Linked DNA regions of Homo sapiens: all the other regions are linked to region 3. The links are chromatin contacts, found by Hi-C or POLR2A ChIA-PET in ENCODE. All regions are on one chromosome and are shown on one strand. Each heading gives the region's core, a stretch centred on a gene start or an enhancer-like site at or near the end of the contact. The rest is flanking DNA. Distances are from core to core; before and after follow the strand shown. Region 1 overlaps P4HA2 (prolyl 4-hydroxylase subunit alpha 2). Region 2 has its middle 26 kb from the start of CSF2. Region 3 holds the start of IRF1 (interferon regulatory factor 1). Region 4 holds the start of SEPTIN8 (septin 8).

Region 1 (6,721 bases), core at 3,688-6,187, 280 kb before region 3:
GCAGCAGTAAGATTCCCTATCCAGGCATACTCAAGTCCCCAGGCTCACGCCTTTAATAACAAGAAACTGTACGTCAAGACCGATTCATGTGAGGAGGTATTCACTTAAATCTTTAGACTTACTATTGTAAGAGTGGGGTCAGTTATTTGAAAGATGTGGGTATTTACAATGCTAAGGACAGAGTAAAGGCAAAATTAAAAAGGTCAGAAATCACTTTTCTGGTGAGGCTGAGACATCATGCAGCCAAAGTCTTCAATCTTTAGAATCCTAGAGGTGTAGCATCTCTTCCTCTCTATCAGATAAGCCCTCATCCAATTCACCAGAAAGCCTCAATTACCTTTTTCCTTCAAATGATCTACAGCAAACATGTGAGCTACAGCTGAAAGAATGTCAACAGATAGAAGAACCAGCTCCTTTCCAGAGGCCTGCAGCATTTCCTAAAGGACCTGGTGTGAGGGCTGTTGCTGGTGCCTAGGCATGTATCATACCACAAGCATTTCATATGGAGTAAGCACTTAGGGATACATGCTGAAACCCAGGTTCCTGTTCCCCAGACCATGAAGGATCAAAGCCTTCAATACCACTGACTGGCAAAGGAAATGTCGAGACAGTTCCTAGGAGAAGAATACAAACAAAAATGGCATCTCAACCACTTGGCAGCTGTGGTCTGAATTTCCAGAAGATCCTTAACTATAAGAGCCCCTCTACCAAGAGGTCTGGCATTCGGGCCCCAGACAATTGAGCTACAACACAATGAGAGGCCAGACAAGATAAAGGCTGAATTGTAGCAGAGAAGTCAGTCCATAGGCAAGAAGCTGCTATCTTCCACGGGTGAGTGTAAGACAGGGATACAGTGAGTACAGCCGCACAGCTAGCCAGGAAAGCAACAGAGCCACAGGTCCTGTCTACTCAGCCTCTTGGTCCAGGGTATGAAATCAGCCAAGCAGACTGTGGTCTTTGATCAGGACCATGAAAGTCCTGAAGACTGGCTCTAACACAGAGGAAGCAGTGGCAGATGTCTTTAAAAACAAAAACAAAAACCTGCTCCAAGAAGATATGAATCAAGACAATGCCAACAGGGACTCATCTAGCACATCAAGAGTGCCTATCACTCTTGAAATGGTGGTGCTCTTACACATACGCAGCAAGTGGGAGATGAGGCAGAAGTCCTCCATGGATGTGCTTATCTGCAGAATTTATTTAAAAATTACAAAACACTAAGTTGAGCTGAACTGAAAAAAAAATTAAAATTTCACAGTACTATTTGCAAGGTAATCAGTATGCTTTTTAAAACTCTGGTAGACTTCACACCAATCCATAAAGATGACCTTCAAAATTGATTTTCCAATTGCTGATGCAGCTACACAGAAAAAACAACAAAAAGAAGGCTGATTTGCTTAGGCGTGTCCAAGCAAAAGTTCAAAAAATCTTTTCCAAATGATCTTTAATCAATATTCTAATGAGATCTATGGTAGATCAGACCCAAATGCCAATCCTAAAGGTAAAGGCTGCTATCTTTAAGTATACAGAAACTTTGGCCAAACAGAGAGACCCAGAGGCCTCTAGAAAGATGCCAGTGAAACTTCTCTGATGGTGTCTCAGGTCATCAATTTTACAACAGAACACAGAAGTTCCAATATTTATAAGGGAACATAGCCAGTGCTGATTTGGACTCAATACCCAAGAGGACACTTTACTAAGCTTTACCCAAGAGGATACTTTAATAAGGAGCTTTACCCAAAACCTTTCAGCAGGGTGCTGCCACATTTCTTCAAAATCACCTCTGAATAAAGGCAGGAAGCCAGGGTCCCAGTGGGAGTACTTGGACAAGAACATTCCACCTGCACCAGCTTAACCAGTCCAGGCCTCTCACTTCCACCTACATATCACAGTGTAAGGTCCCCCAGACCCACCCCGCCTTTCTTTCTTTGTTCTGACTGAAAATCAGACTCCCTTGACAGCTCTGTGACCCAGCCAGCTGCAGGTTTTTCCCTTCAGGCTGGAACACAAGCTGGAGTCTTCAACATTCCCAGGCACTGATGAAGGTGTTTAGGTTGTTGCCCATAACACTGAAAGAAACTAGCCCCAGCCCTGAACCAAATTCCCTAAACCCTCAAATAAACTCCACACTCTGACTCCCTCACTGTGGAAATACTTAGGTAAAACAATTCTTGTCTCTTGCTGTCCATTTTGAGGATTGCTGCAGCCCACTCTGCAAGTTCCCTAATAAATGCTGTGGACTGAAGACCCAGGGGTTTAGTGCCGCTTTCTTTGAATTCTCAACTGACCCCATCTTGGCAGTCCCTCATGGGAAGTCCCCTGCTGCTGCTTTTGGAGCAACTTCAGTTGTGGTTCAGCAGGAGAAAACACACAGAATACTTTGACCTTCAAATGTATTTGATTATGACACAGAACCATGGCCTCTGAAGTCATTTTTAGCTCTCTTAGAGATGTCCCTGAGACCATTCAGGATTTGAGCTTCTGTTGTCAAGAAGACATGAACGAACCTACCATAACTACCCCTGATCCCTAGCTTGCAGCACACTTGGGCACACAGCAGATGCTCAATAGATATTTGTTGAACACTAATTGTTGAAAGCCAGCAGGCATGATTAATTCTGGTTTCCTAAAATGAGATCACTCCATATTCATAGCATCAGGCAGTAGTCATACAGTTGGGCCTCTTGGCCCAGTTCTGGACACCCTGTGAGACCATCTAGCCACAAATACCCACTTCCCAACTCCTACAGTCCCAGGTACTATCTGTACCTGTAACAATTCTGCAGTCTTTACTGTTAACCCTGTGATATGCTGCATCCGACGATTTACTCGGGCCACAACAGGGTCATCATCTTCCTCTAGCCAGGAGCTGGGCAAAAAGAAAAGGGCAGAGAAAAGAAGACGGAAGGGCAGGCTTCCATGAGGTCCTGAACTCTGTCCCCAGAGTCAGGGCCAGCATGAACAGGCAGTACAGGATGCCTGCTGCAAGGGGGTGAGGAGGTGCCAGCAGGCAGGAAAAGGCAAGCCACCCATCCCTAGGGTAGGCACTGAGAAGTCCTGAAGTTGGGGCTTGAGCAGCTACGAACCCCTGCTCTTTGCTTACCTTTTGGAAACCCGGTAGCTGGCGACAGTGAGGACTCCTGTCTTGGGATCACGAACGGTGGCTCGTGCAAGCTAGAAGGAAGGAGGAGAGGGAAGACTTGATTTGTTTGTTTGTTTGTTTTGCCTTGAATATTTTCCCAGAGAGCACTGGGACCAGATTTACTGCCATGCTAGTGGAGGAAGCTTTGCAGCCAATGGCTCTAGCCAAGGCCCCAAGATCCTGCAGGCCAGTTGAGGGCAAGAGTCTGAGGCCTCCACATTCCCAATCCGCAATCAGTTCCTGGCTATTGCCCTGCTCGGTCACTGCTCATCCCTTCTCCTCCCCAGGTCCGCTTTGCCTGCAGAATTATGCCTGCCTTGTCTACCCATGCATCTGCCTGACTAGCCCCTTTCCTTGCCAGGCCCACATACCACCCCTGCCTGAGCACAGCCTGCCTGAGCTTAGCTACTCCCACCATTTTCAGACTGTGCCACCATGCCTGAGCCTCCGCCTTATGTACTTCTCTCAATTGAGTCAAGTTCCACCATCCTTCCGAACCTCAGTGGGCTCCTCTGCCAAGAAACCCATCCAAACACTCTCCTGCTGCACCACCTCACACTGGGTTCCCACAGCCTCAAGAAGCAAAGACAGATGGCACAGTTTTCGCTCCCTTGGGATCCTTACAAGTCAGATGATAAAACCAGGAAAAGATTCTGTAAGTTAAAATAAGTGAACCACTGCCTGGAAGCCACCCACTCATACAGGTACACACTACACATGCACTCCCTGCATCTACTTCATCTCCCCCAGCCTCCACAGTTAGGCTTAGTGAAACCCCAAGGGGGACTCGCCGCCCAGAGCCAGCCAACATGGCAAAGGTCCATGTGCTTCAGCTGTGGACTGTCCTCATGACCTCACATGGGTGGGGCCATAGGCCCAGGTACTCCCACCCCAACACACTTCCCCTTGATTTCAATAAATATTGATGAGTGCCTACTTTGTGCCTGGCACTATGCTAGGTAACTGAGACATGGCCCCTGCACTCTTACAACTCAGTCAAGTGGGGAAAGCAGAAAACCAGTCAGGTAACTGCAGCACAGCATGGGTGAACTTACCATCCTGTGGAAGCTCAGGGTATAGTGTCAAGAATAGCTTCCTAGGGGAGGAGACCACCTAGCTGAGGCCTGAAGGGTTAACATGAGTTATCCAAGTAGAGGAACATTACAGGAACAGGGAAAGAGCAGCAATCCAGAGGCCTGGGAATGAAAATGGGTGTTGCAGTAGGTGTGGATTAAAGGTTATGGGAAGTAGTAAGAGAGAACAGGCTGAAGAGACAAGCAGGGGCTAGGAACTAGATGCAACCTTGTGGCCAACGAGAAATGGGGAAGGCTTTATGCAGGGGAGGGACACTCAAAATGTGAATGTAAAATGGATCACTGTGAATACCTCATGGAGAGTTGACTAATGAGGGGCCAGAGTGGGGACTGGGAGGCTAGTGAGGCCACGACAGAGGTCAGGGCAAGAGATGATGGTGGCCCGGGCCAGGTGGTGGCAGAAGGGATGGAGAGGAGTAGATGGACCAGAAGGCTAGTAAGGGGGTGAGATGGACCAACTTGGACACTGTGCTGCTATGGCATGATCTGGTAAGATGGCCAGCACAAGCAGGACAGACGGCTCCCAAGCTCCTACTCATGGCCCTTCCTGAGCTTCAGCTCATGTCAGTCCCTCCCTGAAAACTGCAGCCACAGCCAGACCCCATCCAAACATCTGTGCCTCAGCATTGGCCTGACACCCACAAAGAGGCTCTGAGCAGCTGTGCTCTGCCCCAGGGGAAGCACAGGGCTATTTTGAAAGCAGGCCAGAGACCCCACAGACAGCTGCCAGGCATTCCCCACAGGCCAAGTTAAGCTCATTGGCTCTACTTCAAAGCCAGAATAGCATCTGTCCCTCACAGTCTCCGGAAAGGAGGGGTCAGCTTATCTTTGAATAGAAGCCATGTTAAGAGCCAAACATGTTTGCCAACCTTGTTTGGCTCTTTGCATGGCTTCTATTCAAATATATCTTTTCCTAACACTACCCTCTGGCCAGCCACACACATGTGTACACATATGCACACATGCACAGAGAAATGTTCTCAGTGTCTGGAACTGAAGAACGGGTAAGAAATCTCTCAGGAAATCCTGGCACAACCAACAAAGTAGTTTTCTTTCCTGGAGGACTCTGGAGCTGAGTAGAAAGGGGAGTCCTAGTCCCCATTCTCCATATATCTGGCTAGCCCCCTTCCTCAGCCACATCGATGATGCCAACCACTGACTCAAAGCCCTAGATGTCCTAGTACCTCAAGCCAAAGCTGTTCCAAGATGAGGTCCAGGGGCCAGGATAGGAACCTATTTCAGGTCTCTCCATGAGTGTCGGGCCTCCTGGTCACCTCGGCCCCTACAATTCTATTAGGAGCAGAGCAATAGAGAATCGAGCTAAATCCTCCCTCCCAATCATCAGTGATGGGATATGGCAGCAAATAGGTCTCTTTGAAAGATGTCAAATGGGGAACAAATCTTTTATGAACTAGAAACAGAAGAATAATTTTAAAACATGGCATATATACAAAACCAACAGCCAACTGCATTCTTAGCAGTAAAATACCATAGGAATTTCCAGGAAATTCAGGAATGAGACAAGGATGCCTATTCTACGTAATTATGCTCTAGAAGTTCTGGGCAATTCAATAAGGTTATAAAAACAAAGGAACTACAAGTATCAGGAGAAAATAAAATTTTCCTTATTTCCAGGTGTTAATGCTATCCAGGCAACCAAAGAGAAATCAGCTAAAAACCAAAAAAGAAATAAGTAAATTCAACCACTAGCTGCAATCTGTATGAGTTTGCTTTTTCATAGGTAAAACAGAGACAGTGACATCATTATGAGCAGCTGTTCATAACTGTGACATAACACTTAATATATATGTTAAGCACTTAGAAGTTCCTGCCACAGTTAAGAATTCAGTAAACATTAGCTCTTACTATGAAATGTATTTGTAAAATCAATAGTTTGGCATATAATAGTAAACTAATAAAATAATGTAACCAGTTAAAAATAATAATGAAGAAATAAAGTAAATTAACAGTAACAAAGAAACTACCAAGGAATAAACTTAAGAAATGTTCAAGGCTTATATGAAGAAAACTTAAAAAGATATGGAGAGACCTGTCATGCCCTTGGATGAGAAGACCCAATATTATAAAGATATACATTCTCCTCTAAGTCATTCACCTCATTTACAGTCCTAATCAGGAGCTCCACAGGACCCAGCTTCATAGCATCCTATGGAACATTTCCAAAAAACTCACCCACGCACCAGTCTCCCAACCAGGTGAACTGACACACCAGTGTAGACCTGCCCTGTTCCCAGCGTGACCTTCTATGATAGCACTTGGCTGTCCACATTGGTTACCCTGTTCTTCTTCCACTGGACCATGAACTCACAAGGTCAGGCTGAGTCTGAAGCATCTCTGTATCCCCACGGTAGGCCCATGCTAGATATGGATAAAGGGTGGCTAGATGGGCAAACCAACCACCCATAGTGCTAGGGATGAGAAAAAGGACCTTCCCCCTTCAGTGACCCGAGAAGGACCTACAGTG
Region 2 (6,010 bases), core at 3,147-5,646, 390 kb before region 3:
CTGGCCAAAAGTCAGTAAGGGGATCAGTGAGAAGGTTTTTATATTTGCTTCGCCAGAGTTGATGGCCTGAACTGGAGAGTGAGGGTAAAAAGGGGGAGAAGTGGTCAAAGAAGGGCTCACAAAGGAATAGAGGACAGAGGCTGGGGCACAGGAGGCTGCCTGGGTTCAGTGCTCAAGGTCTTGGCAGGTGGAGGCTTTTCAACACCTCTACCTCTGCTCCTCAGTTGGCCTAGGTACTTGGAGGCCCCTGTCAAATGCCCTGGGACAGGGCCAGAAGTATCCAGAAGGAAGAGGGAACAGACAGCAAGGGAGCCCTGGGGCCAGGTCTAGCTGGGCTCTGTTCTCACTTGCAGGGAACTCTGACTCTAATCATAAAAAGAACTGAACTTGACATGCAGCAAGTGCCCTTCAACCTGGTGCTCTTGCATCTTGAACTGACAGAACTTTGACAGGTGGACGCCACAGCAGTTGCTTGTTGACTGCCTGGCACTCAGCACCTTGACCTGGTCATAATCCAAGCTGATGCCCAGATGATGCCCACTGAAGTTGTAGCTCATTGGTCATAAGGTGTCCAAGCTGGAATCCTCCTGGTCTGTAGCAGCTTTTGAGCTCCTGGCCATGGGGAGAGCAGAGAGCAATGTTTGAACAGTGGTAGTGGTAGAGCCGAGGGAAGGCGGCTGCCAGGAGGAGAGAGAGTCAATTGTCATCAGAGGTCCACTAGTCATCTCCTGCTCACCACCAAAGAGAGCTCTCCTCTCCACTCAGCATCCAAGCCACAAAGATATCAAAGCAGAGGGCTGGGGATGCCAAGGTGAAGGGGGCAGAAATGGAAGCAAGGACAATTGAAGCATAAATGGGAATACCAGGGAAGAGTCAAGGGCCTTGTGTGAGCATTCAGTGTTGGGGCAGAAATTATCCATTAAAGTCACTCCAATCAGCAAATCTCAGTGGTGTGGGGCAGGGTGGATGTCTGTGACACATCCAGTAATATACCCCCTCACAGTTTGGTACCCGGTAGTGGGACCCCAATGGTCAGAGAGTATGAGAATTATGCCATTTTCAAACTGGGCTGCCCTGGACTCTAAGAATGAGCCCAGGAAAATGTTGAATCAGGATGATACTAGGCTTCCAATATAGAAAACATCATGGCTGAAAGGCAGGTACTCAAATGTTTTGCTTCTGCACAATTTTATAGCTTTCTTGAGAGACCATTTGGGAACTTGGCCTGTCTCTTGAACTGTTTTACAGGCTAATGAAGCCAGTGTATCTGAGATTCACATGCAAATGTCCACACTGGCAGGTGCCATGAATCAAATCTCCAGGATTTAAACAGAATAAAGATGAGATTCCTGTTCTCATATATGCCAGTTCTACAGGAGGCCTGCAAGTAGAACTTCTGGACCTAGAGATTTTGTTATCCTGAAGCTGTCAAAGATGTCTCATGTTTACCTGAGCCCTCACTCACCACCAACCAGTGTATAGAGCAGGGGTGTCCAATCTTTTGGCTTCCCCAGGCCCCAATGGAAGAAGAATTGTCTTGGGCCACACATAAAATACACTAATGATAGCTGATGAGCTTAAAAGAAAAAAGTCTCATAATATTTTAAGAAAGTTTATGAATTTGTGTTGGGCCACATTCAAAGCTGTCCTGGGCCGCATGTGGCCCACAGGCCGTGGATTGGACAAGCTTGAGAGGGATACTACAAACCTCAAGTTGTTCTTACGTTTCTACCCAGAGAGAAGGCTTTCTCAGACAGTGATCAAATGACTAAGCATGTGCACGGCTCTGGGTCTGAGCAGTCACCAACCTCAGCTGAAGAGGGAAGTTTGGGCACTTCTAAGGAATCTGTTTTGCTAGGCCTCACTATCTCATGCACCCTGACTTGGGCTGTCCATCATGGTGTCAGCACAGTCAGGTGGCCCCTCAGATAAAGCAATGTAACCACTGAAAACAGTTAATCACACAGGTACCACACAAATCTTACCGGACATTTCAGAGACATCTTTACAAACTAGCCTATTGTCCTAAGAATGATTTAAGTTTACTGTTAAAAATTCAAACAAGTAAAGAGCATCCCATATCCAAAGATGGCCCTTGGGTAGCATCCTTCCAGGTACCTGGATTTTCTCATCCATAAAGTCAAGTATATCCAATTATTCCCTGTATGAAAATGCTTCTACTATACAGACTATAACCTTTTTTGTTTTGTTCATTTAAAAATTGTAATGTGCCACATGCCAACAATATTATTCAGAATCAAATGATTCAAATAGCTAAGATAAAGTTGTGACCTAATGTTAAGTCAGCCTACTGTCTTTTATAACAAAAGTGTAGTTTTGGAGAAAATCCTTCCTTTCTTGAACTACTGACAATGATTAACATTTATTAACAATGGTTAACCTTTCTCAAGCATTTACTAAGTTCTAGGCACAGTGGTACTAAGCATTTTTGCATATACTCATTCACTTAATTCATATAACAAGCCTCTCTGAACCTTTGTTCTTCATCTATAAAATGGGAATAATAGTACCTACCTCACAGGTAAGTAATTTTTCAACAGTCCCATAACAACCTGGGGGTGGGGGGACAAGGAGTGATATGGATGTCGGTGTGTGTCTGTAGAACCAAACTGTTCTGCTGAAGAGATCATGCCTCTTGCTCATGTGACACCAGCAGAGTGACTGATATGGAAACGGTGAGCACATAGATGGAGGCTGTCTGGGCGCCACAGTGCCCCGATGCAGAAACTCATCATCACATCAGTGTGTCAACATCACCGAGAAACCTTTGACAAATCTAAAGACCCTGTTAGCAACAGTGAAAGTTTCCTGAAGAGTGAGAAAACCACAGGGAGGAGGCTGTCTTGGCATCTGATTGGCACATTACTTCTACAGAAAGGCAATTAGTCAAATTGGTTTGGGGACCCCAGCTGTTCATGCTTCACCACCTCTTTGAGAAAGAAAAAGGGAAAGTGACATTTACTAAGAGCTTGCTAGTACTAAGACCTTTCATATATTATCATATTTAACCCTCACTACAGCCTGTGAAGTATAATTATCCCATTTTATGTGTGCTAAAGTGAACTCCTAATCTTCCCCTTCATGCCTGCCCCACATATAGTCTTCTTGTCTCAGTTGAGGTCAAATCCTTCTTTCCAGCTGCTCAGAGAAAAACCCTTGGAGTCATCCTTAACTCTGATCTCTCTCTCATACTCAACATCTAAGCCATCAGCAAATGCTGATGATTCTTCTTCCAAAACAGGTCCAGAATCCAACATTTCTCATTTCTCCCCACTTCCACTGAATCCATGATGATTCCAGCCACTATTATCTTCTAGAATATACTTCAGTGGAAGCCTAGCTAATTTCCCTGCTTCTACCTGTTCCCTGCTCTATAATCTATTCTCAACTCAGCAGCCAGAGTGATCCTGTTATGCTCTAGTCAGATCATAGCCCTCTGTTCAAAACCCTCTTGGAGTTCTGTGTTTTACCACAGAAAAGCCATAGTTCCCACAGTGGCCTGCAAGGTCCGCATCATCTTCCCCTTTATCTTTCCATCACTTTCTTTTCCCCTGTGACCCTCTCTGCTCACTCATTCTGCTCCAGCCACACTTGCCTCCATGTTGCTCCTTGAACACACCAGCCTCAGAGCCTTTGCGCTGGCTCTTCCCTGTGCCTAAAAGGGGCTAACGCCTTCAACACCTTCAAGTCTTTGCTCAGATGTTATTTTCTCAGAGATCTGCCATGTCCATACTGTTTAAGATTGCAGCCCCTTCTACCACCACTCCAAGCACTGCTTATCTTGCTCTGTTTTTTCCCATAGCACTTACCACTTTCTAACTTGTTAACAGCTTTGTTGCTTATTTTGTACCTCCCATGCCATGATACACATTTCTGAAGGCGGAACACTTACCTATTTCCTCTACTGATCACTCCCAAGTACCTAAACTAGTACCTGGCACATGGAAGCTACTCAGGAATTTATGTTGAGTGAATGAGTGAGTGAGTGCATGAGTAAATGAATGAATTTGACAGGGGCAAATTCAAAGTTACCAAACTGTCCAAGGTCTGGCAACTAGCAGGAAGGAGGAAGTGGCAGGAACTGGAGTCAGGTGTCTCCCACTCCAGAGGTCCGGCTATTTGCACCAAATACCTCTCAGGAAGAGTGAGGCGGAGGATCCAAAAGCAATGTGACTGCGGAACTTTTGCCTAAGTGACAGTCAGTGGATTCTTTTGGGGTTGGTGCCCATTCAGGGCTAGTCCTTCCTCCAGCTGCACCTGCATCTTCAGCTGGATTCAACACACGGTGGCCCGCCTGAGCACTGGCCTTGAGTCACCCAGAAAGGTATCAGTTGTGGTCAGCACTGATGATTAAGGTGATTGGGGAAGTATGAGAAACCCCTGAAAAGAATGTCTAACGAAGAAGGTTTCACTAATGTCTGGAGTTTGCCCATCTGTGTTATTTAAGAGGCATTCCCCCATGAACTCAGACTTCCACTTTTCTGAGGGCAGAGTAGTCACCTCACCTATACCCAGTTGTCCTCTCAATTTCTTGTCTGTAGTTTGTACGCAAACCATCATTCACCTGCCAAACCTTCCTCTAAACCTGCCCTGAATGCAACGCCTGCTCATTTGCCACTCCCACCTCCTCATGTGTGGCAAGGCATCCTCTTCCTGAATTGTCTATCCTGAGATGACGGTTACACCCTGAGAAGACGGTCTAAGGCTTTGAGGCTGAGTTATTTCTCAGCCCCCTCTGACCCACATCAATATCGGGTACCTGGGGAGGGTAGGTGGGTGATTACCTACTTCTGTGACTTCACGGGCATGAAAAGGGCCCTTAAAGACTTCCAAACATTTGGGTCATTGGGCCAATCCCTGGCTCCTCCAGAATCAAGGCAGCATGCAGGCCTTTGGAAAAAGAGGGATTACTTTCAAATAAACAAACAAACAAACAAATAATTAGAAACAACAAACATTCCTAATGCCACCTAAATGCCACCAACTGACAAGCAAAGCATGCGACTGCCCCCATGGCTTTGGTGGCAGGGCCCAGGGGCAGGCTCTCCTCGCTCCTCAGCCTGGCAGCGCTCCGCCAATTCCAACAGCAGGTACGCTCCTCAGAGGCACCAGTCGAGCCCAGGAGCTGGGGTGAGACACTCTAGGAGTTTGGGAGAAGGGGCTCACCAGGTGAGATTCCCACAGAGAGATGGGCTGCAACTAATTCTCCCTTTCTAAGGGAAGCCCACCCTGGGAATCCAGGTGTGAATGCCACACAGGCTGACACAGTCCTGTCTTTCTAAAGGCAAGGAGCTCTGAGTCCTGTGTGGTTTCCTGAAGGTGCTTCATGAACTACTTCCATTAATAAACTCTTTCATCTTAAATTTTTAAAATGAAATGAAACTGTCCTAGAAAGTTACAGACTGAGTCCCTCACCATTATTGATACCTTGGAGTACATGGGTCTTCCCTTGAGTAGATTTTCTGGGAGCTATTCTACCCACGTCCGTTTGTTGAGATCTTACAGGATTTCTTGCCCCAGTTAAATCTCCTGGGGTAGGCAAAGTGCTCAAGAAGTTGGAATGGGGCTGTGGGGTTCCACAAACAAGGGAAGCACCCAGAGGGCCCAACATCAGTACTCAGGGCCTCCTTGGCTTCTGGCCTGCAGCTGGGGAGGCAGGGCTGCAGTGCTGGAGGGGCATCTCTGTCAGCCTCCTGCAGCACAGGGGCCAGGGTCTGGGGGCAGCAATCACTTTGGTGACTAATAACCTAATCATGGAAAATTACAACTTCCTGAGCTAGGTATATCAGAGGTGGCCACAAAACTCTTTATGATGTGGCCAAAAATTCCTCCTACCACCACAGCCCTTGAAAATAGGTCAAAGACACCTTCTATGGAACTCTCAAAACAGGGCTTAGCTCACACCATCTACCTCCGTCATTGTGCTGCAAACACTGGAGCTTTTGTGAGAATGCTCTCCTCTTCTGCGGTTTGAGCTCAGTTTTGGCTC
Region 3 (6,576 bases), core at 779-3,278:
TCAGTGCCTCTGTTTACTTATCTGAAAATGATGACATTAGTAAGATCTAACCCACAGGACTACTGCGAGGATTAAATGACACAATGTAAATAACATACTTAGCAGGTGCCAGGCACACAGGGAGTGTTCAGTAAGCATTAGCTATTATTATGAATACTATCATTGCTACTAAGTCTATAGGGTCTATGTTGCCCCAAGTGCACCAGCTATAGGCTTCTTGGGCCAGAGTGACTGGTGCAAGATTAACTCGTTTGTCCTCTGCTAAGCCAGGCACGTTTCTGCCCAGCAGCATCCACTTCTCAGTCTTCTATTTGTTCGATTGGAGCCCTGCAGAGTGCTGTGTATGTTTGTAAGGGTCTCGCTTAGAGGAGAGCAGAACTCCAGCTCTGCAGATGCTGGAAAGTCTTGCTGCTGGAAACTGGAAGTGCCTTCAGGTGGGTGCCCTACCTCAAGAAGGGAAGAAGGCAGGAGTCATGCAAGTGAGGCCCAGGCTGGGCCGTGCACACTCCCTGCATGCAGGACCCACTGGGAGAAACACCTGCTTGTCCCGTTATCACTTCCCTTTTTGAGCTGCATCTGAAGCTTTGGTCCCTCCAGAAGTACATGGGTTAAAACAGTGGCAGGAAAACCCAAAGAGTTACACTCACTTTATTAATCCAGATGAGCCCCGGGATTTGGTTGGAATTAATCTGCATCTCTAGCCAGGGTCTCATGCGCATCCGAGTGATGGGCATGTTGGCTGTAAAGAGAACACAGAGGCTCCAGTCTGGAATCTGTTGAACAGTACCTGGGCAGTGACCTGCCCCACCCGAGGTCACTTAGTTACCCTCCCCTCACCTCAGCCAGCTGCTAGGTACTACACTCAGTGCGGAGGGGAGCTGCGCTGGAATAAAACTGCTCTCCAAATTTTTTCAGCATCTTAGGCAAAAATGCTTTTGCCCCTTCCTTCAGCCCCTCCCAGCCAGTCTCTGGAGGAGACAGGCATGCAAGTGATGGCTTCAGGATTCATATGCAGGAAAAGAGACAAAATGCACAGATACCCTAATTTCAGAACTTTTCGCTCAAAATTCAAATCCTTTGGGAAGGGAGGGACTTCTTTTGCTTGATGCCAAGAAGAAATTCCCTTGACTTGAGTTGTAACCACTAGCTAGCAAAGGGCTAGCCGTCACCCTGAACAGCCCCCTCCCGCCCCCCTGAATCCATTCTACGCCTTCCTGACAGCCACAGCGCCCACAACGCTAAGACCAGGACGCTAACCCTTCCGGCCCGGTTTCCCCTCCTCTGGAGAAGTGGCCCAAGGAACACCTGTGGCGCCTCTTCCCGCAGTCTCCGTAGGTCACGATTCCCTCCAGCCACCTGGGCAGTAAGCCAGCCCTTGCCACCAGCACAGGGAGCCCAAAACCTGTCGCCTGGGCGCGGAGCTGGGACCGCCGAAAGCCGGGAGCACTGGGCGCCCACGCGTGGGCTGACACTCGGTCCCCGGCACGGCGTGTGGATGCGCGGGACGAACATAGCGGGCCACCTACAGGCCCCTGGCGGCTGCGCGCACGCAGATCTGCGAAAGCTGCCGGGCGCCGGCAGCCTCGTCCGGGTGGGCGGTCCACGCCGCGTCCCGCCCTCCCCGCGCCGCGGCCCGCGGCTCGCAGCTCCTCCGGCGCCCCCCGGAGCCCGCGCGGAGGCCCGGGCAACGCCGCGCGCCGGCGAGTCTCCAGCCTGGAGCTTTCGACCCCCCACTTCCTGGTGCCCCGCGCGCCTTTTATTCGACGCCGCCGGTGCCCCGCGCCTCAAAGGCGTACTCACCTCTGCTGCAGGAGCGATTCGGCGGTCGCGCGCGAGGGTCCCGGCGACGCAGGGGCTGCAGTGAGGGCGCGCGGAGCGCGACTCCGAGTGGAAGAGGGAAGAAGGCAGAGGTTGCCGGGTTCTTAAGGCCGCCGGGCACGGCCGGCGTGGACTGGGCACGGCTCCGGGTGGCCTCGGTTCGGCGGGGCTCGGGCGCACGTCTTGCCTCGACTAAGGAGTGGCGAGCTCTGCCAGGGCAGCGGCGCCACCGAGCAATCCAAACACTTAGCGGGATTCCCCAGCCCTGGCCGGCCCCGCCCCCGGACAGCCGCGCGGGCGCCCATTGGCCGGCTGCGTGCCGTCATTTCGGGGAAATCAGGCTGTTGTAGAGCTAGCGGCGAAGGGGAAGTACAGGGCGGCTGCTCCGCCCCACCCTCTCCGGCCGGGCGCCACCGCCCCGGGGCCACCGCGGGCCCGCCCCGAGCGCTCCCAATCCACCCCTGCTCCGGCTTGCCCGGAGGAGGGCTGCCCGGGACAGCCCAGCGCCCCTGGCCCCAGCCTGTCCTCTCACTCCGCCTTGTCCCAGCCGGCTGGCTCCTGGGGCCATCTTTTCACCCTCCTGGCGGGGCGGGGGCGGGGGTATATCTCCCGAACGCAGGTGAGGGGATCGCCCGGGCACTTGCCGCCCTCTCCAGTGGGAACACTGGGCCGAATCTCCCGACTGGCAGCCTGGCTCCTCAAGCTTGCCAGTGGGATATCAAGAAGGGAGGGTTTCAGTCCTAGCACTACCCCTGTTTTTAGGGGTGACCCCCTCCCTCCAGGTCACTCACCTGCCCTGGGGAAGTGAAGAAGGCAGAAAGCCTACCCTGCCCCGTGTGCTGTCTGGGGCTGCTGGACCAGGGGAAATCCCAACTTGGCCGCTGCTGGCACAGCCCCCAAGGGACGCAGGACCTCTGTTTTTCAACCATAAAATAATAGTAGCCCTACCTTGATGGTTTGCTGTGATGGGAAGAGATTGTAAAGCACTATGCTCCACTCGGGCAACAGACGCTGAGTAGTTTTCAAGGTCGCCGTTGCAGGGTCTAATAGTGACCAGGATGACACCCCACCCCTTTTCGGTCTGCCTCCCTGGGACTCCCCCTGGCTGGCTTTAGGGAACAGAGGAGGAGAAGGGGTTCAGAGAAGCCCAGACGGCTGAGTGAGGGTAGGGGTGGGCTAGCTCTGATCCCTCCTAGCACTCTTGCCTCAGGCCGCCTCCAGAGCCTCCCTGTGGCCCGCGTATGGGAGTTCCGCAATGGAAGCATTGCTGTCATCTCTGAGTCCCCAGGGCTTGGCCCAGAGAGGTTCTGGGCAGCATGGAGGAATTAGCTCAGGGCTGATCAACGCCATGGGGCTAGCCAAAGGGTTGGGGAGCCCAGGTCCCATGCTCCTTGGTAAGGCCCCTACTTAACTCTCGCGCACAACTAGTCCCCGCCCCACGTATAGTCCTAGAGACTTGACTGGGTGTTCATTTTCCATCCAAAACTCTGGCCCAGGAGGCTTCTTCCTTCATCTCCCTAAAGCTCCTGCAGAAGTAAGTTACTCTCCCAGGCGTGTCATTTCCTTCACCCCAGCTCTCCCTCCAGGGCAGCACCCCATTTTGCAGGCTATAAATAGACACACCCATGCAACATTCGACTTGCCAGTCACTCTACCTCCCTCCCGTAGAGGAAATGCATGGGTTAATCCCATTCTGGCGCATTGCAATCTGAGTGCTGTGACCAATGCCAAACCTGGTTCCCAGGATACCAGCAGGAATGGGCAAAACTGTCTACCAGATAGAGGTGGGTCAGGAGCTAGGAGAGGAAAGGAGGTAGGAGAAACTGAGGAAGGAACCTAACTGAGTGTTAAGCAAAGTGGAGGGCAATGACACTCTGGAATGGAAAGGTGGGTTTTGGGGTACTTTAAGTGACAAATGGAAGTGGGGACTTGCTACAGGGACCAAGACCTTCTGAGCAAGAATAAGAGAAAACAAGTGACCCCTGAGTCGTGGGATCCTTTCTTGGTACAGCAAATAGATGCTTGTCCTTCCCCTGAGAACCTGACACATCCACTGGAAAATTCAGGATGAGATTAGGGAAAGGAAGTTTGCATCTTTGTGGTCTGATAAGTTGACCACAGTGACCCTGTGAAGGCAACAGGACACTATAAAAAATGCTTTAAAACAAAAACTTAATTTTAATTCACAGATACAGGTATAAATATACCCGTATATGCATATGTATATTTAGCCATAATGAGCATCTTTCCATGTCATGAAATGTACTTATGCAATGTCATTTGTAATAGGTATACATTATTCTTTCACAAGGATAAATAAAAATTTACCCAATTAATCCCCTATTGTAGGACAGTTAGGTTATTTCCATTTTTTCGTAATACAAACAACACTATTAGCTAAATCTTTGTGCATATCAATAATTTTTTGCTTAGGAGAAATTCCCCAGTTAGGATTTACCAATGAAACTGTCATTTACATTTACATCTTTGACCTTTTTTTTTTTTTTAACCTTAGGGATTCTTACTTTATTTTGAAGCCTGTAAGAATATGCTTATTATGACTAGGGGTGCTATACTCCAAATCAGTGAAATAAAGCTAAGCCATGTTTAAGTACCCAACATTTTTATTGTAATGGCTTTTGATGAATCACATTCTAAGATGTAGAACATTCTGTGATCCCCAGCAGAACACATAGGCTCCTGTAGGCTCTTATTAATTCGGAGCCAGCCCTTTTCTTTCCCACCTGGTCTTCTGGGTCTTCCTTCCCTGTATCGGGTTGTGATTTCATAGTCCAGGACCAGACTATTGTTGCCCCAACCTCCCCTTGGGCCTCCTTGCCTTGCCCAGGTAGATGGGGAAGATGGTGCCTCTGCACTGGAATGATCTCCCTAACTCGGATGATCTCCCTAACACTCGGGGCCACCCAGGAGCCTTCTGAGCTCCCCTACATTCAGCCCCACATTCAAATCTCTGCTCAGTCTTGTCCTGGGGTCCCATTCCAACCTTCTGTCCCTGACAGCTTCCCTACCCTTGGCAGTAGGGAAGATGAAACTAAAGGGGGATGAAAAGAGAACACAGGATTTGAGTCTGAAAGCCTGGGTTCTTATTGTGCTTTTTCCACTTGCTATGTGATCTTAGCAAGTTACTGTCCCTCTCTGGGGCTCAGTTTTCTCATCTGTAAAATAGAGATAATCTCTCTCCATCTCTCCTAATTGTAAAATTAGACTATCAAAATTATTTCCAAACTGTAAGACATAAGTCAAATGAAATGTATGAACAGGAACGCATGAACCTTTCACTGTATTTCCATTATCTGAACACACTGTGTTTGTCCCCTCATCCCTGTCTCCTCAGGATACTTGGCAACACTCACCCTCTCTCCATCTCTCTCTCCCTTGCCCACCCCACCACTTCAATCTCTGTGTCTTTTTTTAAGGCCCAGAGCATATGCCTGATCTCTTCAAAATGCCCGCAAAGCAACCAACCAGAAGTCCTTTCTTTTCCCTCCTTGGACCCTTTGGTCCTTAACTTTCCTATGTTTCCTTTTCACCACTGGTCACTTTCTACATGGTGGGAACAAACTCTGGGGAACAAACTCTACATTTTTTCTGTGAGAAAAAGAACTCTCCATGTTTTCTGTGAGAAATCTAAGCAGGTTCCTCATGCCCAGCAGCTGAAGCGAGCTAGGGGTTAGCTGAGGGTAGCCAGCACCCTGCACTGTGCAAGGTCTTCCTTACAGATGCCTCTCATCCATAGCCTCACTCAATGAGGGTGAATTCATTGTGTGGCCTCTCTGTATTGGGACCTGGATTTTTCTGTGCTGGCAAGAGGAGGCTAACTGGCTGGCAGGGGCTCCTTTGAAGTGACTTCTGCAATCAGGATGCTGAAGGCAAGATCATCTCACACACACATTCACACACCCTGTGGGAGCCTCTACCCTGACAGACAATTCTTGTCCCCAGTCCCCTCCCTCAGGCTCTCAAAACACTGTTCACCCCCTAAGTGGGCTGCAGTTAGTCCTGAAGCCCAGAAGCATGGCTCCCAACATGTCACCATGCACACACACATCAATGCACAGGGCCACACGGACCACACTAAGGTGATGCCGCCATCCTTGCACTCCCCCGAAGAGTGGCTACCATGGTAGGCACTCAGTAAATCCTAGTTAAGTTGATGTGTGACCCCTCTTCCTCTGGAGTTTAGTGTTCCTTCTATCTCAGATTATGAATTCTCTCAGATACAGACATTTCTTGGCAACCTGTGGTTAAATCCTCTGCTGATAGAGATGAGTGTGTGCTCAGAAATGAGAGTTTGTGAGAGCTGAGGTGCAGGTGCCAGTGAGGTTTAAACTAGGTGTTTTTTTGTTTTGTTTTTTTGAGACGGAGTCTCGCTCTGTCACCCAGGCTGGAGTGCAGTGACGTGATCTTGGCTCACTGCAACCTCTACCTCCAGGGGTTCAGCAATTCTCCTGCCTCAGCCTCCCAAGTAGCTGGGATTACAGGCACCCGCCACCATGCCCAGCTAATTTTTGTATTTTTGGTGGAGATGGAGTTTCACCACATTGGCCAGGCTGTTCTCCAACTCCTGACCTCAGGTGATCCACCGCCTCGGCCTCCCAAAGTGCTGAGATTATAGGCATGAGCCACGGCGCCCGACCTGAACTAGGTTTTCGACTGGGAGACCTGCTACCTGTGGAGCCTGCTACCCAGAGAGGGGGCCACGGTCCCCAAAGCAGACAAACTCCCCAGCATGCCTTC
Region 4 (6,240 bases), core at 650-3,149, 290 kb after region 3:
CTTACATAGGGGGCCAGTCCTCACATCCACGTGGACAATAGGTAGCATATATTATTTATTGTGTCCTTACCATGTGCCAGACACAGGGCTAAGTACCTCCCCTGGATTCTCTTGTTGAATCCTCACAATACCCCTATGAGGGAAGAAATATTTCTATCCCATTATACGCATGAGAGCACCAAGGGGTTAAATAACCTGCCCAAGGTCACATGGCCAACAAGGAGTGTCTAGGATTCCTATCAGGCTGTCTGATTCTGGTTTCTCTACATACCTCTCCCACCTGCAACATCAACTGTTAAACCTCTGGCCACAGACAAGACCCAGACATAACTTTCTGGTCAGCTGGGCACAGAAAATGCACACAGACACACATGCAGAGACACCCAGGCACTCACGGGTCTCTTGGCCTCCAGCTAATCAGCAGGTCTGTTAGGATTCAGGCACTGCCCTCCTCCGGTACATAAATTCCAATTTATAATACGGGGCGAAGTGAATCTCTGAGTAGCCCAGCCTCTGAATCTGTTCCTCATGTATTTAAACTTACTTAACTGACATACGACCCCCTCTCCAATGGGAATAAAACACCCGAGTCTAGAAATTATGAAACCAAGAGCTCCTGCTTTAGTCATGCACATTTCCAAAGTAGAATAAGAAATGTATTTTCAGATTAAATGGAAAATTTACATATATAAATTGGGATGACGGTATTTATAGCATTAATTACATAAGTCCTGGCTCCCTTATTTAGCCCCAGAACCAATTCGTTATCGTTCACATATTCAGAATTCCCCCTTCCCTCCAACAGCCCTGGGCCTCCCTCCTCCTCCTCCTCCTTCTCCCCCTCCTCCCCCTTCCAGCCGACCAGGGCCTTACATGCTGGCAAGAGGACACAGCTTCCTTCACTGTCACAGCCTAGCCTCCCAGACACACCCAGATCCAGCCTTAGACAGCAGGGGATGTCCAGATACAACCCCCCAAAGGCCTCCCTCCCGCGAGTGAATTATGAAAGCCTTTAGTAAGTTGGCTGTCGGCAGGCTCAGGCCCAGTGAGACCCCTGCAGGGACCACCAGGGACATCAACCTTCTGAGGACCTGGACTGGAGCCCAAATAAACGCCCACTGGGCTGAGTCTGGAATCCCTCCAGCTCCTGGCGAATGGCTGCCGCAGACCCGACCACTGAGGCCTGACCTGCCTGGAGTCGCACCCAGGATTCCGGCGTGGGGAGCGGGGCAGAGGGGAGCGGGGGAGGAAGGAAAAGCAGGCCAAGGGTCTTCAGGACTCAAGTCTGCAACTGTCCTGGGCTCGTGTGGGAGACTCTCTCGGATCCTGGGGCCTCCATCCTCCCCGGCTGTACCTATCCCGCAGCACCTGTGCGGCTAGGACTCTTCCCCAAGTGTGCAGAAAGAAACACCCTGGGCGATAGGGTCCGGAGTGTCCCGGACCCTCACCTGCGGCCCCGCGGGCGCCACTCTATCTTCGCACCTGCCCGGAGCCAGGCGGGTCTTTGCTCCTTCCCGCGAAAGGGGTTAGCCTTGCCTGCGCCCCAGGAAGCGACCCCGACCAGCCGCCCGGCAAGGCAGGCCGCCCGACGCTCCGGGACCCCCCGATAGCGCGGCCGAGAGCCCGCGCCGGGGTCCTCGAGCTGGCCCGGTGTCGAGGCCCGGCCGTGAGGCGCTGACAGCCCGCTTCGCGCCCCCCGCCAGCTGCAGGGCGGCCCCTCCTGCGCCCCGCGCCTCCCGCGCGCGCCGTGGCCCAGCGGGGCCCTCACCGAGAAGCGCTCCAGGTCGGTGGCCGCCATGGCGAGCTCCGCACCGGGCGGGTGGGCTGGGACGAGCGCAGGGGCAGCGACAGGGACCAGCCGGCTGCGGGACGCGCTCCGCCCGGGCGGCTGCGGCTGAATGGATCCAATATGGCCACTTCCTGGAAACTCCCCTTGGCGGCGGCGGCGGGAGAAGCCGCGGAGCCGCCCCTGCCCCCGCCCGCGGGACCGGCCTCCCCGCCCGGCCCGGCCACGAGCGCAGCCGGAGCCCCGCCGCTTGGACGGCCGGGGGTCTCCGCGGCGAGGCGGGAGGTGCCAGCTGCGGGGACTGCTGGGACTTGTAGTCCGCGCGTTGGGGGACCGGGACGGCAGTGTCGGGGGGCTCGGGGCTGGTGCCCGGCGGGCCTCTGCGTGTCCCCTGGAGCCTGGGGCCGAGCCTAGGTGAGAGTCTCCTGGGTCCGCGCGCTGGAAAGCCTTTCCCGTAAGGGGGAAGTGGGGCACGGCGTGCGCCCTAGAGATCTCCCCCACCAAGCCGTCTCCACCCGCTGGAGCCTGCAAATGTGCTGGGACCACCAACCAGAGTGTGGACAAGCTGCGGGAGACCCGTCGGATCCGGGAGAGGCCGCGGCAGCCTAGTCTGCGGGTGTCTTGGGCCCCACCTGATGCTCCGGCCGGAGCTAAGGCGGGAACCCCGGCGGGACCCGCGCGTCCGGCCAGGCGGCCTTCCCGGGCAAGGGACCAGCCTTCGGCTCCTTGTGCAACCAACGAGCAGGATGCGCAGTTTAGGCTGGGATTCCTGCAATAGAAAAGCGGAGCTCGACGGTCAAGGCGTCAGATTGCAAGTGTCCATCACCCTGCCTGTCCCAAGGGCTTGGGACAACGTCTTAATGGTTCCACCATTGTGCAAAGAGGATGACCACTCCCAGTGCGTGCACGTTCTCTCCGCTAATGTCACTGCTCAAAACGTTCAGAAAATTAACACTTACGCCAGGGTCGGAGGCCTCAGGAGGTTCTGTATCCTTCTCACTGACAATCTATACAAAAGCAGCTCCCAAATCCTCTGAAACCCCGTTTCTTTCTCTTCCCTCTGCCTTTCTCTCTGCTCTTTCTGGGAATGTGGCAAGGTTTGCCCCCTACCCCCCACTGGCCTCATCCCAGGTTGGTCCACCCTCCACACACACCCCTCACCCCAGTATGCTGAGAAGCAACCTGACCTGTTTCTCCTACTCAGAAACTTGTGCTGACTGGAGGTGCCTAAAGACCACGTTCGACTTAGCACACCTGGCTTAAGAGGAGCCCCCTCTCTGCTGTTTGACCTTGTCACCCTGATTTGGCTTTCCCCTCCTCACTCTCCCAGGCAAACTGTAGCTTGTCCCCAAGGTGGACTGACTTCCCGCTGGACCTTCCTGACAATGTTTTCACTTTGCTCCTCTCTCTATGTTGCTGTTTCCCATGCTGTATTAAAGTTATCTACAAGAAATAGAGCAGAGCAGTGGTTAGGGTAGCTGGATCTATGGCAAACCTTCCTGGTGGAATCCTGCTAGCTTTTTAACCTTAGCTAGGCAAGTTACTTAACTATGCCTCCCTTCCCTGGTCCTAAAAATGAGAACAAGTATAGCACCTATGTTACAGGATTAAATAACATAAGTAAAGGGCTTTAAGTTGTACTTAAAATATAATATTAAATAAAATCTCCCTCTCTAGACTACAAGGGCCTTAATCTCAGAGCCCAGAGAATGTGTGGTCAATACTGAATTGATCATCCTAGACTGTATCTACTGTTTCCTTTTTCTTTCCCTATAACTAACAAGAAATCACGACCAACTGCCATCCGTATGGCAGTTCTGCATTACAACTCTCTGGGACTAGCCCTAAATTATCTTCAAAATGGTCTTTTATCTCTAATCGGAAATATTTCAAAACATGTACTTCTTACAGTCCTGGCCAGTGGCTATGAGAAGGAAAAGCTCAGAGTACAGGTGACTTCCTTCTTTTGGGATATATTCACTCTGCTCTGTAGGAGTAAACAGGAGAATTTCCTCCTATTCCACAATGCCGAAATTTCTCTCATTTTATGCTGCTGCTGGTCAGAACTTATAAAAGAGTGAGAATTATCTATGAGGGCTCAAAAGGTGAATATAACGATCATTTCTCACATGGCAAAGTGTTATTTCTTATGGCAGCATTTCTGAGTGTTTCGTATACACCTAGAGGTTAGTTCATAGATTTTACCACAAAAAGATTGGTCTCACCGTCAAATAACTGGGGAATGCTGAGTTCCATACACAGACAGGGTTCTGTAGAAGTCCTCAGCTTTTGATCAGCTAATATGCATTTTCTGTGCAAAAGAAAGGGGAATATACAGCTCTACCCACACTTTGTTGCCCCTTGTCTCTACCCTGCATACATACCCAGCACCACACTGAACTTGAACATGACAAGACTTCGCTTCAGGAAATGCTGCCCTCCAGGCCTCTTGCTTGTCTTTTACTTTTGTTTATACTTTCTTTTGTCATGTAGAAGTTTAAATTTTTGATGTTGTCAAGTGTACTTGTTATTTTATTTATTATTTTTACTTTGGCTTCTAAAAATAAAGACCCTTCCCTAACTTCACAAAGATATTGTGTTTGTGAGAAAAGAATAAATTTTCTTTAAAAACTTTTTTTTAACTCCTTCACATCTAGGCAATTTGTGTATGTGTATGCCAAACCAGTTGTTTCATCTTTCCCCTCTGATGTACAATGCAAATGGTATCACAGACGACATTTCTGTATGTGTGTGCAGGTTGTGCATCAGTTAGGATTATGTTCAGCTGCTTCAACAAGATAGAAATGTCTTCCTTTCTTACATTGTCCAGGTAGGTAGTCCAGGGCTTATGTGACTCTCTACGCACACTTTCTTCTTGTTGCTTGGCCTTACGTGGTCTTGCTCTCATGGTCCAATATGGTGATATCTGCATTCCAGGCAGCAAGAGGCAATGATAGTAATACAGTGCAAATGAGCCAACTCTCAGAGGATTCCAGAAGCTGCCATGTGGCACTTCTGCTTACATGCTATTGGCCAGAGCTGGAAAATGGGGTCTTTATTCTGGCTATCATGTGCACAGCTAAAAAGTCCATAAAATGTTAGAGGAGAGCAGATGTTGGGAGGCTGCAGCCATCTCTGCCAAGTCTGTTTCTGGACTATCCGTTCCAGTGAGATGCCTGAAAATCTTTTTTTCTAATACTATGAAATTTTTGTTTATTAGAAAATTAAAATATAAAAAATGACAAGCAAGAAAATAATCAGCCATACACCAACAGAATCAGCCACAGATAATTTCTTAGCCTTCCACCCCTTTTAAAGAAAAATTTCATGTTTTTAAGTGATATATGTACATTTTAAATAATTTGAATACAGAGAATATTAAATTATCCCAATCCCACCACTCAGAAATCACCATCATGAACACTACATTTATATCATTCCAGAAAACTTTCTATGTATATTTACTGATAGGAGGAAAGATAATAGAGATACTTTATAGGAATCTGGGCCATAATACAGATGCTATTTAAATTAAAAGTACTTAATTTTACTTGAATTTAAAAGAAGACAAAGAAGTTGAAACTGAAGAAAGAGTTGAACTTCAAAGAATGTTTCTTGACCACAAGAGATATTACTTCCTAAAAGATACCTCTGAGGTTAAACAAAAATTGTAAAAAACACTGAGGTTAGAGTTATTTTCTTAAAATGCACATTTCAGTGACATATGAGTGTGTGTGTGTGTATGTGTGTTCAGTGTGTTCATTGCTTTGAAAAATTCGCTCTCATGATTCTTTCCATCTCTGACTGACCTGCTTCCTAAGTTTAGTTACATATTATTGTTACATTATCCATGTTTATAACACTCATATTCTGTTTTGTAAACATAACTTCATAGTTAGTTGATAAATATTCTGAATTAAAATGAATTCAATGGTCATCGTTAGTCTTCTTACCAAGGCTTTTTTTTCCATTTGCAAGTTCTTTATTTTTGTTCATCTCTTCATGGACTAAATTAATCGTTAAGCTGTTTTTCCAGGAAGTATTTTCGATGTTTAACAGTATCTGTCTGTGCCTCGATACTGGAACCATATCTTGGCTGGGTATAATATCCTTGAGTCTCATCTTTCCCACTGAATGTGGTAGGTTTTGCCTCTTTTTCTTCTGGGAAGAAGCCTGAGGCCAGCCTGAATTTTCCCCTTTATAGGAGACATTTTTTTCTGCTTGAATGCCTAAAGAAGTCACTCTTCATCTTTTTTTTAGGTTCAATAACTTAACTAAGATGTCTTAGTAGTAAACATTTCAAATCAAGCTTTTCTGGAATATAGTGTGTTCTTTCAATCTGCAGCTTTAGTTTTGAAATTTACCTGTTTGTTTCTCCATTAAAGGAATTCTCTTTTGGTTCTGTTTCTGGTTTTCCTTCTTCAGGGATTTTAATTAATTTTTATATCAGATCA

Evidence for each region. A loop is a pair of places that touch in the nucleus more often than their neighbours do. ChIA-PET counts read pairs that join two places held with the same protein, here RNA polymerase II (POLR2A). Pooled maps may share reads with other maps.
Region 1: a map of OCI-LY7 shows a loop between it and region 3 (2.2-fold over the local background). The contact joins the enhancer-like site here to the promoter of IRF1 in region 3. A Hi-C loop is called at or near these places in 2 of 168 maps with a recorded cell type or tissue (Caco-2 and OCI-LY7) and 8 of 50 pooled maps. POLR2A ChIA-PET finds 5 or more read pairs at or near these places in 3 of 52 experiments (HEK293, MCF 10A and WTC11).
Region 2: a loop to region 3 is called in a map of GM12878, with 7 times the contacts of the local background. The contact joins the enhancer-like site here to the promoter of IRF1 in region 3. A Hi-C loop is called at or near these places in 3 of 168 maps with a recorded cell type or tissue (GM12878, endothelial cell of umbilical vein and naive thymus-derived CD4-positive, alpha-beta T cell), 18 of 37 single-sample maps with no recorded cell type and 17 of 50 pooled maps. POLR2A ChIA-PET finds 5 or more read pairs at or near these places in 4 of 52 experiments (WTC11, activated B cell, activated CD4-positive, alpha-beta T cell and 1 more).
Region 4: a loop to region 3 is called in a pooled map, with 2.7 times the contacts of the local background. The contact joins the promoter of SEPTIN8 here to the promoter of IRF1 in region 3. A Hi-C loop is called at or near these places in 1 of 168 maps with a recorded cell type or tissue (sigmoid colon) and 8 of 50 pooled maps. POLR2A ChIA-PET finds 5 or more read pairs at or near these places in 3 of 52 experiments (SK-N-SH, activated CD4-positive, alpha-beta T cell and activated T-cell).

What each region holds. Positions count from the first base shown.
Region 1 is chr5:132,200,979-132,207,699 of GRCh38, forward strand. It overlaps P4HA2 (prolyl 4-hydroxylase subunit alpha 2), which reads right to left. Exons shown (of 15, transcript NM_001017974.2): 9 at 3,104-3,174; 10 at 2,770-2,869. Among named protein-coding and RNA genes, the nearest start is that of MIR6830, 14 kb to the right of the region's middle. RefSeq lists an enhancer at 6,466-6,721. Within about 2 kb of position 4,938, at least 5 of the 41 ENCODE cell types and tissues checked have a DNase peak (open chromatin) inside an H3K27ac peak, as active enhancers do; they include OCI-LY7, where a contact is called at or near this core.
Region 2 is chr5:132,096,500-132,102,509 of GRCh38, forward strand. No RefSeq gene overlaps it. Among named protein-coding and RNA genes, the nearest start is that of CSF2, 26 kb to the left of the region's middle. RefSeq lists an enhancer at 1,677-1,971. Within about 2 kb of position 4,397, at least 4 of the 41 ENCODE cell types and tissues checked have a DNase peak (open chromatin) inside an H3K27ac peak, as active enhancers do; they include GM12878, where a contact is called at or near this core.
Region 3 is chr5:132,488,745-132,495,320 of GRCh38, forward strand. IRF1 (interferon regulatory factor 1) reads right to left here and starts at 2,029. Exons shown (of 10, transcript NM_002198.3): 1 at 1,801-2,029; 2 at 648-739. The coding sequence starts at 734. RefSeq lists silencers at 861-910, 1,441-1,720, 1,981-2,430 and enhancers at 902-1,549, 2,571-2,710, 2,844-3,489, 2,981-3,190, 3,231-3,280 and 1 more.
Region 4 is chr5:132,775,340-132,781,579 of GRCh38, forward strand. It overlaps SEPTIN8 (septin 8), which reads right to left and starts at 1,900. Exons shown (of 10, transcript NM_001098811.2): 1 at 1,769-1,900. The coding sequence starts at 1,798. RefSeq lists silencers at 1,671-2,080, 2,171-2,220.